2 separate regions of the Homo sapiens genome follow, and region 2 is linked to region 1. Evidence: chromatin loops called from intact Hi-C (ENCODE). Cell type or tissue: ascending aorta. All regions are shown on one strand.

What was found. Peaks named below come from ENCODE experiments on the same cell type or tissue, not always from the same donor. Only the 100,000 strongest peaks of a DNase experiment are listed, where the experiment ranks them.
Region 2: a loop joins it to region 1, with 2.8 times the contacts of the local background. A loop is called at or near these places in 12 of 110 quality-filtered maps.

Annotation. Positions count from the first base shown.
Region 1 is chr7:78,222,218-78,230,217 of GRCh38, forward strand. All of the region lies in intron 10 of MAGI2 (membrane associated guanylate kinase, WW and PDZ domain containing 2), which reads right to left. Among named protein-coding and RNA genes, the nearest start is that of DDX3ILA1, 240 kb to the left of the region's middle. In ascending aorta, CTCF peaks have their summits at 315 (motif pointing right) and 4,027 (motif pointing left); a DNase peak (open chromatin) is centred at 4,034; H3K27ac peaks cover 329 bases.
Region 2 is chr7:77,937,156-77,945,155 of GRCh38, forward strand. It overlaps PHTF2 (putative homeodomain transcription factor 2), which reads left to right. Exons shown (of 19, transcript NM_001395272.1): 12 at 555-683; 13 at 2,875-3,147; 14 at 3,373-3,504; 15 at 5,545-5,631. Among named protein-coding and RNA genes, the nearest start is that of DDX3ILA1, 49 kb to the right of the region's middle. In ascending aorta, a CTCF peak has its summit at 3,684 (motif pointing right); a DNase peak (open chromatin) is centred at 3,670.

The DNA.
Region 1 (8,000 bases):
AAACCACGTGTTTTATGGGATAGCAAAAAATTGATGTTGATTTTTCTCTTCAGCAGCTGTTTCAACTCCTGTACACAATCTATCAGTAAGTTCTCTAGCTTGCCAGCTTCATGAGCTCTATGGAGAAAAATAACACAGAACAAGGAAAAATGAAAAACTGCAAACAATAAGTCACATTTCCTGGGTCCTTATTCTGGCAGGCACTTCACATCATGCCATTTAATCCTCACAACAACCACGTGAAGTAGGTTCTCTTAGCATCCCATTTTACAAATGAAGTAACTGCAGATTTAGAGATGAAAAGTAACTTACCCCCAGTCACACAGTCACTAGGTGGCAGAGCTAGGATTTTAAAACTACTTTTGAACCTAAGGTTCTTAATCATTGTTTGTTTTACTGCCCCCAAACACAGTAGGGTTTGAAAATGGCCAAGTGTGAATCTATGAAGGCCCCATCTCTGATTGCTAAGAAAACTAACAGTCACTTTATGTAGAGTCCAAGCTTTGCCATCTGATGCTTCTTAACACATAGGTCCTGTACTGTTGCAGGAAACTTCATGAGCTAACAAATGAAAAGCCAGAAAAGAGAATTTCCTTAGATTAAGAGGGAATTTATACCCAGAACATGGATATTTCTCAAGCCAAAAGGAAAACCAAATAATTAACACTGAGTGAAAAGTGTAATGAAAAGCAAAAATCAAATCAAACCACACCCATAAAAGTTACCCAGGGCTGAAGAGATAAATCAGAAAATAAACAGAAGAAAAATTGTCTCCCTCATGAAACATGGTTATGGGGGGATACTCTGAACAACACAGCTGTCAATATTTCTGTGGATCATAAATAGCCTCTCAATTGTCTGGGCAGTCAAAGGTGAACTGCTCCTGTCTCTGTCTGTTCATACCACAGTTTCTAGGTGTGCGGGTATCACACCTGGGCTTTCATCTTTTAAGACTTTTGAGTTCTAAGCCTGTATGTTTCTTCCTTTACATCAGTCTTCCTTTTAGGAAGATTAGAAAAACATGTATGTTTTCTCACTTTGTTCCCCAGACCATTTGTTCTTTCATTTTTCTTAAAATGCTCTCCACTTTTAAGAGCTTTCTGTACTAAAAAAAAAGTGCTCTCACATACTTGACCTACAGGTTTGAAGAACCACCCAGAGATATATTTAAGAGTTAGCTTTGAGATTTCTGAAAATAGAAATTATATTCTTAAAGTACTTGTAAAGAGGGAAGACATAAATAGTGGTGACAGCAATCCAATTTAGGGGAGAGGATAACTACCTCAAAAGTTCTGAAACTTTAAAGAAATATTAACAAGTTATGTTATCAAATAGTTCAAAGAAATAGTAACCAATAAACTGAAAATTTCAAAATATTAATATACTAAATAATCAAAAATAACCATTAAAAATGTTGATAAGGACTTAACAAGATAATTTACCTCACCAAAACCATTTACTGTAATGCCACAAGCCTCCCTATTTTATGATTTATGGCCAATATTTTATACTGCCCCTTTTTTTTCACAATGAAAACAGATTTATGGTATAAAAGCTAGTAGAAACCCAGAAGAGAATTTATGCATTTTTGAATCCAAAACTAAAAAGGGAACAGATGAGTATAAAATATCACTATTATATTCATCATCATTATTGTCTATTTTTATTAAAGCCACTGCTTTTCCCAGGCATGTAGGGCACTTTTAAAATAAAATTGCTCCATGTTTAAGCTTACCGACTTGGTACAATTGACTTGCAGAAGCAATTGCTCTCCTGAACATTTATTATCCCTTGGACCAAAATCATGTAAAGCCTTGGACTGCTTGATTCAAAGGCAAATGTTAGGGTAACGCTTTCTCATTCTCAATTCTACAGAGTACGTAGATTTCATTGTGAAATAGAATGGTTTGTTCAGTTGGCATTTTTGGAGTTTTGGATTGATTTGCCTCATCTGGGAATTGGAGTACAGGAGCAATGAACAATGTAGAATTTATGCAGAAACCAAACATTTTATTTATTTTATTTTCTTTAGGATGATTAAAAGTAAAGTTTTTACCTATGTGACTTGTGAGGTGAGTTATCAGGTTGTGTGGGAAAAAAGCTCTCCACTCGTTAGTCTTCGTACTCACTTAGTTTTACACAGTGAGTTATAAGTGCTCTTTTTTTGACCAGGCGCGGTGGCTCATGCCTATAATCCCAGCACTTTGGGAGGCTGCGGTGGACAGATCACTTGAGGTCAGGAGTTTGAGACTAGCCTGGCCACCATGGGGAAACCCTGTCTCTGCTGAAAACACAAAGATTAGCCGGGCATGGTGGCGTGTGCCTGTGGTCCCAACTACTTGGGAGGCTGACGCAGGGGGATGGCTTGAGCCCAGGAGGTGGAGGTCGCAGTGAGCCAAGATCAAGCCACCACATTCCAGCCTGGGCAACAGAGTGAGACTCTGTCTCAACAACAACAACAGCAACAACAACGTAAATTTTTTTTTTTTTTTTTCACCAAATAGTTCCCCTTTTTGTTTTGGAGGAAGTGTATCAGGTAAATAACAGACAGTTTTCCACCTTTGTCCTATTTCAACAGTCTCCATTCCCACCAAGGAAAAGCCTCACGGTGAATGGCATTTTTGGAAGTCCATGTCTCTACCGTCACTCAGCATCAAGTCACTGAAGATGCTGGGCATTCCTCCATGTTCTCAGGACCCCAGACTGTCATTCCCAGCAGAGAAATAGGTCCTGAGGTCTGGCTGCTACCCCCGCCTTCCCTCTGCTCACCTCACCTCCAACTTACACAGAATTGGCTCTGCTGGCCCAGTCCCTGCAGATATCCTGGAAGCAAACTACCTGCCGGCCTGGCTTCTGCACACTGCTTCCCTGGAGTCTTTCTTTGGGATACTGCACAAACTGCTGTAAGACCCAAGGCTGATTACTCATCAGAGATCACTTGTCAGCTGCAGCAGCCTTTCAGCTTGAATTCTTACCCCCTTATTTTCTGAGATTCCAAGTTTTTGTTTATCCCCGTGAGCAGGTTGCCTCTCAGACCATTGCTAGAAACACTATGCCTTGGTTTATCGTCAGTAGAGCCAACCAAGATGATTGTCTAGTGAAGACCCTTCCCACATTTAATTTTTTTATTTATAGATAATTTTTTTTTTTGAGACAGGGTCTTGCTCTATTGATTAGACTGGAGGGCAGTGGCACAGTCACCATTCACTGCAGCCTTGGCCTCCTGGTCTTAGGTGATCCTCCTACCTCAGCCTCCCGAGTAGCCAGGACTACAGGCATATGCCAACATGCACCTGTATTTGTGTTTTTTGTAAAGATGGGGTTTTACCAGAAAAATGTTTTGAGCACTTACTATGTATCTGGCTCCATGTGTTCACATTTCTGCACCTCAGAGTTTTAGAAATAGAACTGCTTTAGGCACAGTTCCAAAAGCAAAATAGCCTGAATATTTGTTGGGGTGAGAGTGCTTCAAAACCAAGTCCATATTTGGCAAGGACTGACCAGAGAGAGGTCAATTTCTTTCTAAACAGTCCAGTCCAGACAGCATTCTGCGCATGGGCTTCTTTTCGCCCTAGTCCACTTCTTGCTGAGTGATTAAAATATTTCTAGATAAATTAAAATTCTTCTTTTAGTCCTTTGAGTGTCCAAGGCAGATCTTGTTTTCTGCAATTCTTTGCTCCTGCAGCCACATTGTACAACGCCGAGGGTGCTGTTCACATGATAGATAAGTCTAAGACAGGGAGTGCTTCTCAAACAATCTCTGGCAAAGACCAGTTTTTAAAAAAATTCAAATCCAAAAGCCAAATGTTTGTAAAGAAAATTATTAGAAAATTAAAAGAGAAAAATATAAGCCCCTGTTTTAAAAATTGATTCAACTGATATAAAATTACTCATGTCAATTTGCCATATGAGTTTTTAATGCTTAATTTCAATTTTTTATGTCTTTCTTTGAGCACTGGTGACAGGTTTCTGGACCACTCCCAGTCAATATGCCACCCTCACAGGTCTAGGTCATAGATTCTGTGCGAATGGTGCCCCCTACCGGTGTGCAGTGCAGTTTAACTGAATGTCAGAGAGTGACTGCAGAAAGTATACAAATGTTTAAAAAAAAAAAAAAAAAAGTGGCCAGCAGGAACTTCTCTCAAATGAGGCTTTGGCATGATAGGCAAATTAATGGATTATAGACAAAATACAGGCATTACTCTCCTTATTTCAACTTTATAGCTGAGCCTTGAGACCAATTTGGAGTTGGGACTTTACATTCATGCTCGTTAGTGATTCAGTGCCACTGGCAGCGAATGAGACCTTTTTCAGTTAATTCAGATATTCTGGCTGAAGTCCAACCCTGGTAATTGCCTCGGCCTACGTGAATGTCTCCCACCACCGAAATTATATTTCCTCTCTTAAACTACCGTGTAATATCACGGTCTGCCTTTGAATAGCTGCCATTGTAAGCTTTAGAGGTAACTACCTTTTCCTGCCAGGTAAAACAATTTTAAAATGCACTGTGCGTGTGTATGTATATATGTACGTATTTCTCTGTGAGGCTTATGAACATATAAATGGCTTCTCAAGGAAGAAACTGTTAGGTAAATGTACAGTCAGATTGACACTTTTAACAGAACTAGAGTTTCACTGGACATTTGCACAACAAGGCTGAGGGGACCATGGAAATGAGTTTTCTGTAAATCAGATGTGAATGCCAATAATTGCAGGGTTGGGACATGCATGATTAAATGCATGGGTTTTAAAATCAGATTTTAGTTTGATTATAGATATTTTGTGGGACAGCATCATTAAAAAGAGAGACTTAAAAGAGCTTTAAGAAAAGTTTAGGGCATAAATCTATTCAAGGCTTCCACCCTCTCCACAATTTTGGTGTTTCTATTCTTTTCTTGTACAGTTGGTGTAAAAAGGGCTGTAAAAGTATAACTCTCTGAATATTCATTTAAAAATAGTTTCTTAGATATATTTTTCCTTTTTGAGTCTGATTCCACATTGTTGTCAGTCATTTTTCTAACACATGTTCTTGATATGTTGATAAAACACCTACACTGGTCATCATCATTGCTCATTAGAGTAAGTCTGGACTCTCTTGCTGGGCATTCAAGGCCCTACCGGAGGATCTGTCCCTATTTCAATTACCCAACAGTATCTTGATTACATCCCAGTATGAACTTTCACCAGAGTTCTGCTCATCAAAGAACTTCTCTAACTGGACCTAGTCCATCTCACCTCTAAGGTCTCATGACTCACAGAGCTACTCAAAGTGGGAAGTCCTTTTCCCCCTTCTCTGTCCATTTAACCTTAAATCCTTGTCCACCTTTAATCTCACCTTCAGGCGATTCTTTTCCTAAGTTCCTCTCACTTTTATTTGCATCATAGGATTTAGACTTTAAGTATATTTCTCTTTTAATATTTATTGGATATTTCATGTGCATGAACTCCACCTTCCTAATGAAATGATGTTCTCTTCACAGGCATGAGTGAAATAGAAAAATATAATTTCCCCCCTTCTTGTTGTGCAGAAAGCCTGGGTAATCCTCCCCTCCACTTCTCATTTGTCACTCTTGTCTTCTCTGTCACCTGAGGAAGTTGTGTCATAGAAATACCATACTGCCTTCTTACTCAGTTGTGTGTGTGTGTGTGTGTGTGTGTGTGTGTGTTTTAAACCCTTAGAAGCATCATTGGTTATTGTGAATGCCTAGACAACAGACTGGCAAAATTTTTCTGTAAAGAGCCAGACAGTAAATATGTTAGGCTTTGCAGGCTACATGATCTCTGTTGCAACTACTCAACTCTGCCCTCACAATGCAAAAGCAGCCATTGAGAATGCTCAAACCAATGAGTGTGGCTGTGTTCCAATAACATTTTATGGACATTGAAATTTGAATTTTGTACAACTCCTACCTGTTACAAAAGAGTATTCTTCTTTTAACATTTTAAGACATTTAAAAATGTAAAAACCATCCTTAGCTCAAGAGCCATACAAAAGCAGATGGTGGACTGAATTTGGCAAGAGCCATGGTTTGCTGATCTCTGACCTAGATCACTGTTTCCTAAGTTGCGGTCCCTAAACCATCTGCATCAGAATCACTTAGGGTTACGAGTTTATAGAAAATATAAATTATGGAACCAGTGAAGGAGAATTTCTGAAGAAATGAAGGCTATTAACCAATAGTTGTGGCTCACCACATCTAGAATGGTTATGATGGGTTGGCCTTTTGAGTTAGTATTTGGGAATCAGTAAGCAAGGTTCTAACAGGAAGGGGCAATGATAGAGCAGGTTCCTTAGAGACCCATTTTACAAGACTCACAACCCAAGAGGGGCAACATCAACAGCAGAGACTCCATGCTTTAAATCAGCATTTTAGAAATTTTTTAGATGCTGAAAATACAAAACTCAGGGTTTCCGAGTGTTTATATTTAAAATACTTGTTATTGAGAATATCAGTAGATGTGGCAAATCTTTATTTAACTAAAAGTCAGTAAAAGTAGAAATATATTTATGGGGAAGGAAAAAAACACTCATTAAATATAATGTATATGAGACTAAAATGTAAATAAGAAAAGATCTTTATGATCCTGCCCACATTGAAAACCTTTGTAGCTGAGGCCGTTGTTACCTATGGTGAATTCCAGAGTAATTATTTCATTATGAGGAAACAGTTTTGAAGGGAAGATGTAACATATTTCTTGGATAACTTCATTTACCTAATACACTAGATTATAACATAAACATCTTCTAGGAAGGTGGAGACCATCTAGAATCTCGTGCCCACAGGGGCCTTTCGGCCAATGCAAATCAATTGAGGCTGGAATATGGCTCTGCCTGAGCAGAGTAGATTTGATGGTTTCTGATCTATAGACCATCATGACACACATTTTGCAACTTATTCCCAAACTCAAAAGAAATGGATGAGGGGAGAGAATGGGAATGGTCTGTTAACTGGGGACTCTAACTGCCAACACCAGCCAAGATTTATTGAGCACAGCTTTTGCACCAGGCACTGTGCTAAGTGCTCTATGTGGATTTTCTTGTTTAGTCCTTGTAATTAGCACACTGATAGCTCCATTAGAGGTAAGGAAACTGAAGTTTGGAGATCCTAAGATACATGTGGCAGATCACACAGGCCAAGTGAACACCAAGATTTGAACTCAGGGCCTGTGTCCTAACAACCATGCTGGGCTGCCTCCCAACACCTTCACTTTGCAAGGAAATCAGGCTTTGGTGGGTTTTCTTTCACTCTAGCTGAGGAAGAAACCACATACTGGGCTCTGTGTGGATTCTGGACAAATGGGGCGAGCTTCACGTCAAAAAGGCCAGCACTATGGTGTGGCACTGTGCTAGGTCAGGAGGAGACAGCCCGTGGTCCTGCAAGGACACTGAGCCTGTGTGACAGCTCTGGATCACTCTGCCAAGGAGGGATAGGCTGTTTTGGCCTTTTACAGTAATATTTGTTTTGGAACCAGTAAGCCAGGTTCCTAAATAGGAAGGGACGATGACAGAGAAGGGTCCTTGTGATCTATCTTACAAGACCTCCAACCCAAGTGGGAGACACCAATAGAAGTCACTGCAGGTGTCATAAGAGAGAGCTCCTGGATTCTGGCAGAAGTGGTCAAGCATGTCAGATGAAAACTGAGACTCCAGACACAGATTCGGAGGATCCCCAGCCATTCTTGGCCAAGAGGTCCACCAATATCTAGTAAACAGGGATTAGTGACCCACAGAAAAATGACGATTAGAACATGGTTCTAATAAACGTTCAGTTAACAGTGCCTACGTTAACTGTTAGTAAACTGCATATATTTGAATCGACACATTGTCCTTTTTTTTGTCCTTATTAATTTCTCAAGTTAAAGAATGCCTTCAAGTATCGCTCAGGGGAATAGCACTAGAACTAATTAGACCAAACACTGTGCTCATCTCATCATGCCTGATAAGGCAGAGCAGAAAAATTCTCCCTAACACTCGAGGGCACTGTTTTGAATTGCATTAA
Region 2 (8,000 bases), 290 kb before region 1:
TTAAACGTTAAATATGTAAGGAAGAGTCTTTTTTGGGATAAGACTAGCACTATATGGTCTTTCAAAGAGATTCAAATCTCAGCTGTCATATTCTTTTTTAATGATCATAAGTTGGACAATGATTACTATGAACAAGTTGATATCCATTTGTCTTTTAGCATTAGTATATTGCAGCTGTGTAGACTGACAACTAAGTACTTTTGCTGACATGTTTTAGTATATTTTTGAACATAGGTTGACTAATACTTGTTACAGAAAGTTCTCAACTTGTACAGTTTCATAACCATGTAACTTCTTATGATATCTGTTCAGTGTATATGCTAACTAATTTTAAGATAGAATTTTAGTGTCTTAGAGTTGTGTGTATAAATATATTAGCTGTGCACAGATCTATATATTCCATTTATAAAACATGATAAATATATTCACCAATTTTTATTTTTAGTGTCATTAAAATTGTGTGTGTATATAGAGATATATATACAACTTTATATACACACATTTTATTTATTAAATGTGATCTATATATTTACTAATTTTTTTTTTTTTTATAGAGTCATTTGCCCTGGCTCCATAGTTCCCACCCAGGATTAGAAAAAATAAGTGCTATAGTATGGGAAGGTAATGATTGTAAGAAAGCAGACATGTCTGTACTTGAAATCAGTGGAATGATAATGAACAGAGTGAGTTTTTAAATTTTATTCTTGTAGTTCAAGGGTAAGACTTAGTAATTATATATAAGATAATTACTGGAATATTATATTAGTAACCTTCTGACCTCATTTCTTCACCCTGAAAAAAAAGTTACATGTGTGTATTTGTTTCTGTCTGTAATTTAAACAGTGATTTGTCACCAAACCACTCTCATCTTCTAGTGTTTTCACTTATCTGACCAAGAATAGATGATACGGTCTATAATTTTTCTCTTTTATCTTTTTCTTTCTTTTGAAATTCAGGAGCTTGTTAGATATATACAGGTGTTAATAAAGACTTTTCTTTGGACTAGAGATTGTTGTTACAAGAACTTTAAAAATAAAAAAATAATTAAAAAGACTTATTTTTCTGTATCATTCTTACTGGTTCATTTGTTTAATAGGACTTAAGACATGAAAAAATCAAACTAGTAAATTTGCATTCATACTTGCTTACCTACTTAAATATATAGAAGTAATGCAGATAGTGGTAAAAGTCTTGAGTAGTTCAAAGAAGTCTAATTGAAATACTGTGGATTAAAATTTTATTTTCTATTATTTCTTTTTTCAGATAATTACTGATTTTTAAAATGTGTTGATTGGCCGGGCGCGGTGGCTCACGCCTGTAATCCCAGCACTTTGGGAGGCTGAGGCGGGCGGATCACAAGGTCAGGAGATCGAGACCATCCTGGCTAACATGGTGAAACCCCGTCTCTACTAAAAATACAAAAAAATTAGCCAGGCGTGGTGAAACCCTGTCTCTACTAAAAATACAAAAAATTAGCCGGGCGTGGTGGCGGGCGCCTGTAGTCCCAGCTACTCGGGAGGCTGAGGCAGGAGAATGGCATTAACCTGGGAGGCGGAGCTTGCAGTGAGCCAAGATCACGCCACTGCACTCCAGCCTGGGCGACAGAGCGAGACTCCGTCTCAAAAAATAAATAAATAAAAATAAAATAAAATAAAATGTGTTGATTTCTCTGGACTTGTTTTTAACTTGCAATTTCTAAATTTCTTTGGTGCATTATTGTGCTTGAACTCTTCTCCACACTTTGTGTAAGACAGGAATTATAATAACTGGGTCTAGAAATTGATAATACTCCCTATAACATATCTCAGTGTGAGCAATTAAAAGCAGTTGACGGGGAAGTCTCTGGAATCTTGGATCTAGTTTGTGCTCTGTAACTTAATTACCTGTGAATTGGCAGATCACTTAACTTACAATGGTCTCATTTATCTAATATATATTATAAAAAGTTGGCTACATGATAGTTAAGATCTCTTTTAGTTCTGCCAGTCTAGCATACTGGAAGCTTTTATATTGTCCCATTATCTAATTTCCTTTTTTAAAATAATTCCCTCACCTTTTTCCCTTTCTGTTTAATTTCTTCTTCCTTCTATCATCTCTCTTCTAAAATGCTTTTAGAGTTTAAGGAGACACTTATTTATATATTGGACTATTCAAAGAGAAATGTAAGCGGCTGGGTGTGTTGGCTTATGCCTGTAATCTCAACACTTTGGGAGCTAGAGGAGGGATGATCGCTTGAGCCCAGGAGTTAAAGACCAGCCTGAGCAACATAGTGAAACCCTGTCTTTACATCTCTACAAAACCCAAAAAATTAGCTGGGGGCGGTGGTGTATACCTGTAGTCCCAGCTACTAGGAATGCTGAGTTGGGAGGGATCACTTGAGCCCATTATTGTGCCACTGTACTCCAGCCTGGGCAATAGAGTGAGACCCTGTCTCAAAAAAAAAAAAAAAAAAAGAAAACAGAAAGAAAACCTCAAGTTACAAATGTACAAACGTATGAAATAAGTGTAATGCTGAGTTTTTTCTTCAATGAACTGAATTTCAGTGGATATGAGATCTCATTCTCTTTAATATTGCAGTATTTATGAATATTTCTAACTTGAAATAATGAAATACATAAATTTTTTTCAAGATCTGGATGACAGTCCTTTTGCCATCTACTTAGTAAATTAGCGATCTGATAATTGTTTTTAAGATCTGAAGAATTAATGACATTTTATATGTAGTAGGCTCTCAAACTTGAATGGGATTCAAATTACTCAGAATGAGTATATTTTAACAAATGATTTCATATTGCTATAAATAATTCTACTGTAGATAAAATTTATGGTATAATTTTATTTTTCTTTTCTCTCTCTTCCCCTGGCTCCCTCAAGGTGAACAGCCATATACCAGGAATAGGATACCAGATTTTTGGAAATGCAGTCTCTCTCATACTGGGTTTAACTCCATTTGTTTTCCGACTTTCTCAAGCTACAGACTTGGAACAACTCACAGCACATTCTGCTTCAGAACTTTATGTGATTGCATTTGGTTCTAATGAAGATGTCATAGTTCTTTCTATGGTTATAATAAGTTTTGTGGTTCGCGTGTCTCTTGTGTGGATTTTCTTTTTTTTGCTCTGTGTAGCAGAAAGAACTTATAAACAGGTGGGTATAATGTAGACTTCCGAATAAGAATATTTTATCGTTTTCATAATATTAAAAGTATTCCTGAAGTACTTTATTATTTCATTATATCATTTTTACCTAATTATTTTTTATTTTGCTTTTATAGTACCTAACCAAATAAAATCTTAACAATTCATATTTTGTTAATTTTGTTTTTCTGTGGTAATCTACTTGAAAATTAATCCTCATCTTAATCTTTTTTAGCGATTACTTTTTGCAAAACTCTTTGGACATTTAACATCTGCAAGGAGGGCTCGAAAATCTGAGGTTCCTCATTTCCGGTTGAAGAAAGTACAGAATATAAAAATGTGGCTATCTCTCCGTTCCTATCTTAAGGTAGAATGGGAGTGATAAAAGTAGCTTTAACATGCTGGCCCTTTCTGATAGTTCCAGTTTCTTTATCAATATATATTTGTCTCTAGATGTATAGTAACCAGCTTTTACTCATTCAAAAACTGGATTAGGGATTTTGTTTCTACTAGCCTGGTTGTCACAAGCCAGCAGAGGGAGCCCACTACTTAAAAAAGAATTTAAAAAAAATAACCAATGAGTTTCCTCACAGAAGTGACCTATTACTATTTTAAAATATTAGTTTGCAATTCAGTGTCATTCTTTTCATGTCATTATTTTCCTTTAATCTTTTGAGTAATTTTCCTAATTATGGAAGTATGATATAAAAACTCTGGAGGGAAGAGGGAAACATCTAAATTGGTTTTAGGAAAACACTTTTTTTCTGAGGATTACTTCTTGTTATTGCATTAAGTAGCAGTAGAATGTCATTATATATGGAGTAATCATGCAAATTCCAATGATATTTATTCACAGCACTGTCTGTATCTTAGTAAAGTTGACCTGAAGACCAATCATCCTCTGACATACCTAGATCTTTAATGCTTTATATTTTGAAATAATAATCAAAGAAGCCCTAATAATAATAATGCCCTATTTCTCTACTCTTATATTTAAAAAATTCATTGTTCTGTTTATTAATTTAACTTGTTAAATTTAGCTTACTTAGTGTCACTGCTGCAAATTGGCATGGATATTTTTTTCCTATGACATATCTGTTGTATGGAGGGATGAATCTGATCGCTTGAATTCGTCCAAAATTTCCTCCATTGTCAACCCTAAGCAGGTGTTACATTCTTTTGTACATTGATTATTTTATTCCGTAAACACTTATTTATGTTAACCATGTGCCATTCATTGTTGATGAGATGAAAGCCCCTACCCTCATACGTAAGCTTATACTTCAGTGAGGGAATGTAAGCCCAGACCTAGGAATTATCCTAGTTTAATCTCTAGTCTCCAATTTATCACCAATTCCTATCTTTTCTGCTCCCAAAATATATCTTGAATCCATTTGCTTCTCTTTGTTCCATTTCTGCCACCCTCATTGAAACCATCAATCATCTTCTACCTCATGCTACTTCAGTTACCTCTTACCTGGCATTCCAGCATTCACATTTCTTCTTTTCATTCCTTTCTTCAGTCTGCCACCAGTGATCATTTAAAAATGTATATTTGGCCCTATATTCTTAAAACTTTTTGGAGGTTCTTCATTTCTCTTAAGATAAAGCACAAAATCTTAACAAGGTTTATAATGCCCTTTATGATCTAAGTTCTCCCTTATTCACCTGTCTTTTGTTTCATTTTGAAACACTCTCCTTCCTAGTCCACTACATTCCAACCATTTTAGACTGCTTCCGTTCTTTACATGAGCTGTGATCTGTCCTGCTTTATGTTCTTGCACATGCCCTTCCTTCTACCTAGAACACTGCTGTGTGCCATCATGCCCCTGCCCCTCCCCCTTAGTTTGGTGTAAATATCACTTCCTTAGGGAGATCTTCACAGGCCCGCACTCCTAACCCTCAAATCTAAATGAAGTCTCCCTGCCAAGTATCTCAAAGCATCCTATGTCTTTCCCTTTTAGCACTCATCACAATTTATCACATATATCTGTGATTATTAACTTGATGTCTCACTCCCCTCCTAGTTCCTGTGAAGGTAGAGGGACCATGTGTTGTTCTCTGTTGTATTTGTAGCACCCAGCACAGTATCTAGTGCTAAGCAGGTGCTTAAGAAATATTTGTCGAATAAATGACTTGTGTTTGACAAAATGAAGTATTTGAAAGTTATACCAATAATTTTATGCTATATAAATATAGATACCCTTTTAACTCTGTTGCAATTCCTCAGGAAATCATAACACTATCATTAAAATTTGCCTAACAAATTAGGTATATTCAACATTGTGGGCTGTGATCAACTGATGGTGATGAGTCAACACCTTTATTGAAACCATGGAAATTATCTGCTGATTAGTAAATATATTTTAAAATGTTTCCTTTTCTCCCTTCCACCCACACCCTGCAGCGTCGAGGTCCTCAGCGATCAGTTGATGTAATAGTTTCATCTGCTTTCTTATTGACTATCTCAGTTGTATTTATCTGTTGTGCCCAGGTGAGTTAACTCGCTCCATGTAGAAATTAACCAGATATATAAATATTAACTTTCAGATTAATAAATAATCAAATAATAATATAAGTAAGCCTAGTTAGAAAGTAAGTTTTGAAGTTACCTTTTTGCAGTTTTTTTGGTAGAATAAATAAGTGCATCTTATCTCTGTGCCATGAACAGTGAGCATGTATGCTCAAATGTCTGTTGAATGAACACAGATTAATTAATTTTTGCCTAGAATCCTTCTCATTATCTTTACTTCCCAAAAGAAACGTATGAGTTATGAAATTGTCCCATGAATATCCAATTTATTCATGTTTACTATTCTTTTCTTTCTTTCTTTCTTTCTTTTTTTTGAGATGGAGTCTCGCTCTGTCGCGCAGGCGGAGTGCAGTGGCGCGATCTCGGCTCACTGCAACCTCCGCCTCCCGGGTTCACGCCATTCTCCTGCCTCAGCCTCCTGAGTAGCTGGGACTACAGGTGCCCACCACCACACCCGGCTAATTTATTTTTTGTATTTTTTTTAGTAGAGACGGGGTTTCACCGTGTTAGCCAGGATGGTCTCAATCTCCTGACCTCGTGATCTGCCCGCCTCGGCCTCCCAAAGTGCTGGGATTACAGGCGTGAGCCACAGCGCCCGACCTATTCTTTCATTTTTTATACCTGAATTGTTACTGTGACTTAACTGCTGCATACTCTGAAAAAGAATTTTTAGTGACCCAGCTTAGTTAGGGAGTACAAAAGTATCTCAGGATATGCACTGCTATAATGCAGGGGAACATGTTCTCAGGGTCTCCTGAGGGTTGTGTCATGGGCCGTGTAATATTAAAAAATAAGTTTAAACGTATTAAAATTTTAAAAACAAAAATAATAAAATATATGCAAACCTCCATTCCAAGTAGTATGATGTACTAGATTATCTGAAAATTCTTCTACTTTAAAACATCAAACAGGCCGGGCACAGTGGCTCACACCTGTAATCCCAGCCCTTTGGGAGGCCAAGGAGTGCGGATCACCTGAGGTCAGGAGTTCGAGACCAGCCCGACCAACATGGTAAAACCTCGTCTCTATTAAAAATACAAAAATTAGCCGGGCATGGTGGTAGGCGCCTGTAATCCCAGCTATTCAGGAGGCTGAGGCATGAGAATTGCTTGAACCCAGAAGGCGGAGATTGCACCACTGCACTCCAGCCTGGGGGATACAGCAAGACTCTGTCTCCAAAAACAAACAAATAAAAAAAAAAATCAAACAATGCTCGGGGGAACCCTCAGCTTTTGAATGTACATATTGTGTACATATCTGAGTTCATAAGATAATAAAGGGCCAAAAATGAAGACAAAACTGAAAACCAGAGCATTTAAGAATAAGCATTAATGCTATGGCAGCATGAGAATAAGAGAGTGAAGTACATTGCCAGTATTAGTATTGTATCCCAGAGACTTGAAATTTTATGCCCACGTAGGACAGGAGATGAGGCCTTGACCTGTGTACCTCCCTACTCACACCATGAAGTCAAACCCTCAAAGATCTACAGCCTCAGTGAAAAGTTGGATAAGAAAAACAGTCTGCTCACCAGCACTGGACGACAAGAAGGAAGCTTATCTGACTCTGGATGACAAGGACGGGGGAAAAGTCTCTTCTAAGAATATATAATTATAACTCTTCCCTTACTACAGGTTTAGGGTTCATATTGACATTATACATCTTGTCCTGTAACCCTCATGTCAAAAAGTTAATATAAAAAGTGGTCCTAGGCCCCTGGATACCTGACAGAAGCAAAACCAAGGCTGTTTGGAGGCATGCGACTTCAGCCTAGACCTCACGGGAACCACAGATAAAGCTCCTTCCGGTATCAAAACATAGGAAGAAACAGTCTAACATGAAGGAGTCAACAGATAAACCCATAGCAGGATTAGATCTCCAGCTATTTCAGTTTGATCAGGTGGAAACTAAGTTTGTTTACAGTGATGAAAGACATAGATAACACTGTGAAAAAAGAACAGATAAGTTTGAAAAAGAACTTCAGACAAATGAAAAATACAGTTATTGACTTTTGACTTGTTTTTTGCTTTTCACTGCTGGAACAAAGTCACTGACTTTTAAAACACAATGAACAGAATAAATAGCAAATTAAAGAAAGCTAAAGACATAGTGAACTGGGAGGTGAAAGAAATGACTAAAATACAGGACAGAGATAAAGAGACAGAAAATGCAAAATGGATATTTAGACATCGTGGGAGATCCAACATAGGTCTAATAAGAATTACAGGAGGAGGCTGGGTGTGGTGGCCCACGCCTGTAATCCCAGCATTTTGGGAGGCTGAGGCAGTCAGAGCACTTGAGGTCAGGAGTTCGCAAGCAGCCTGGCCAAT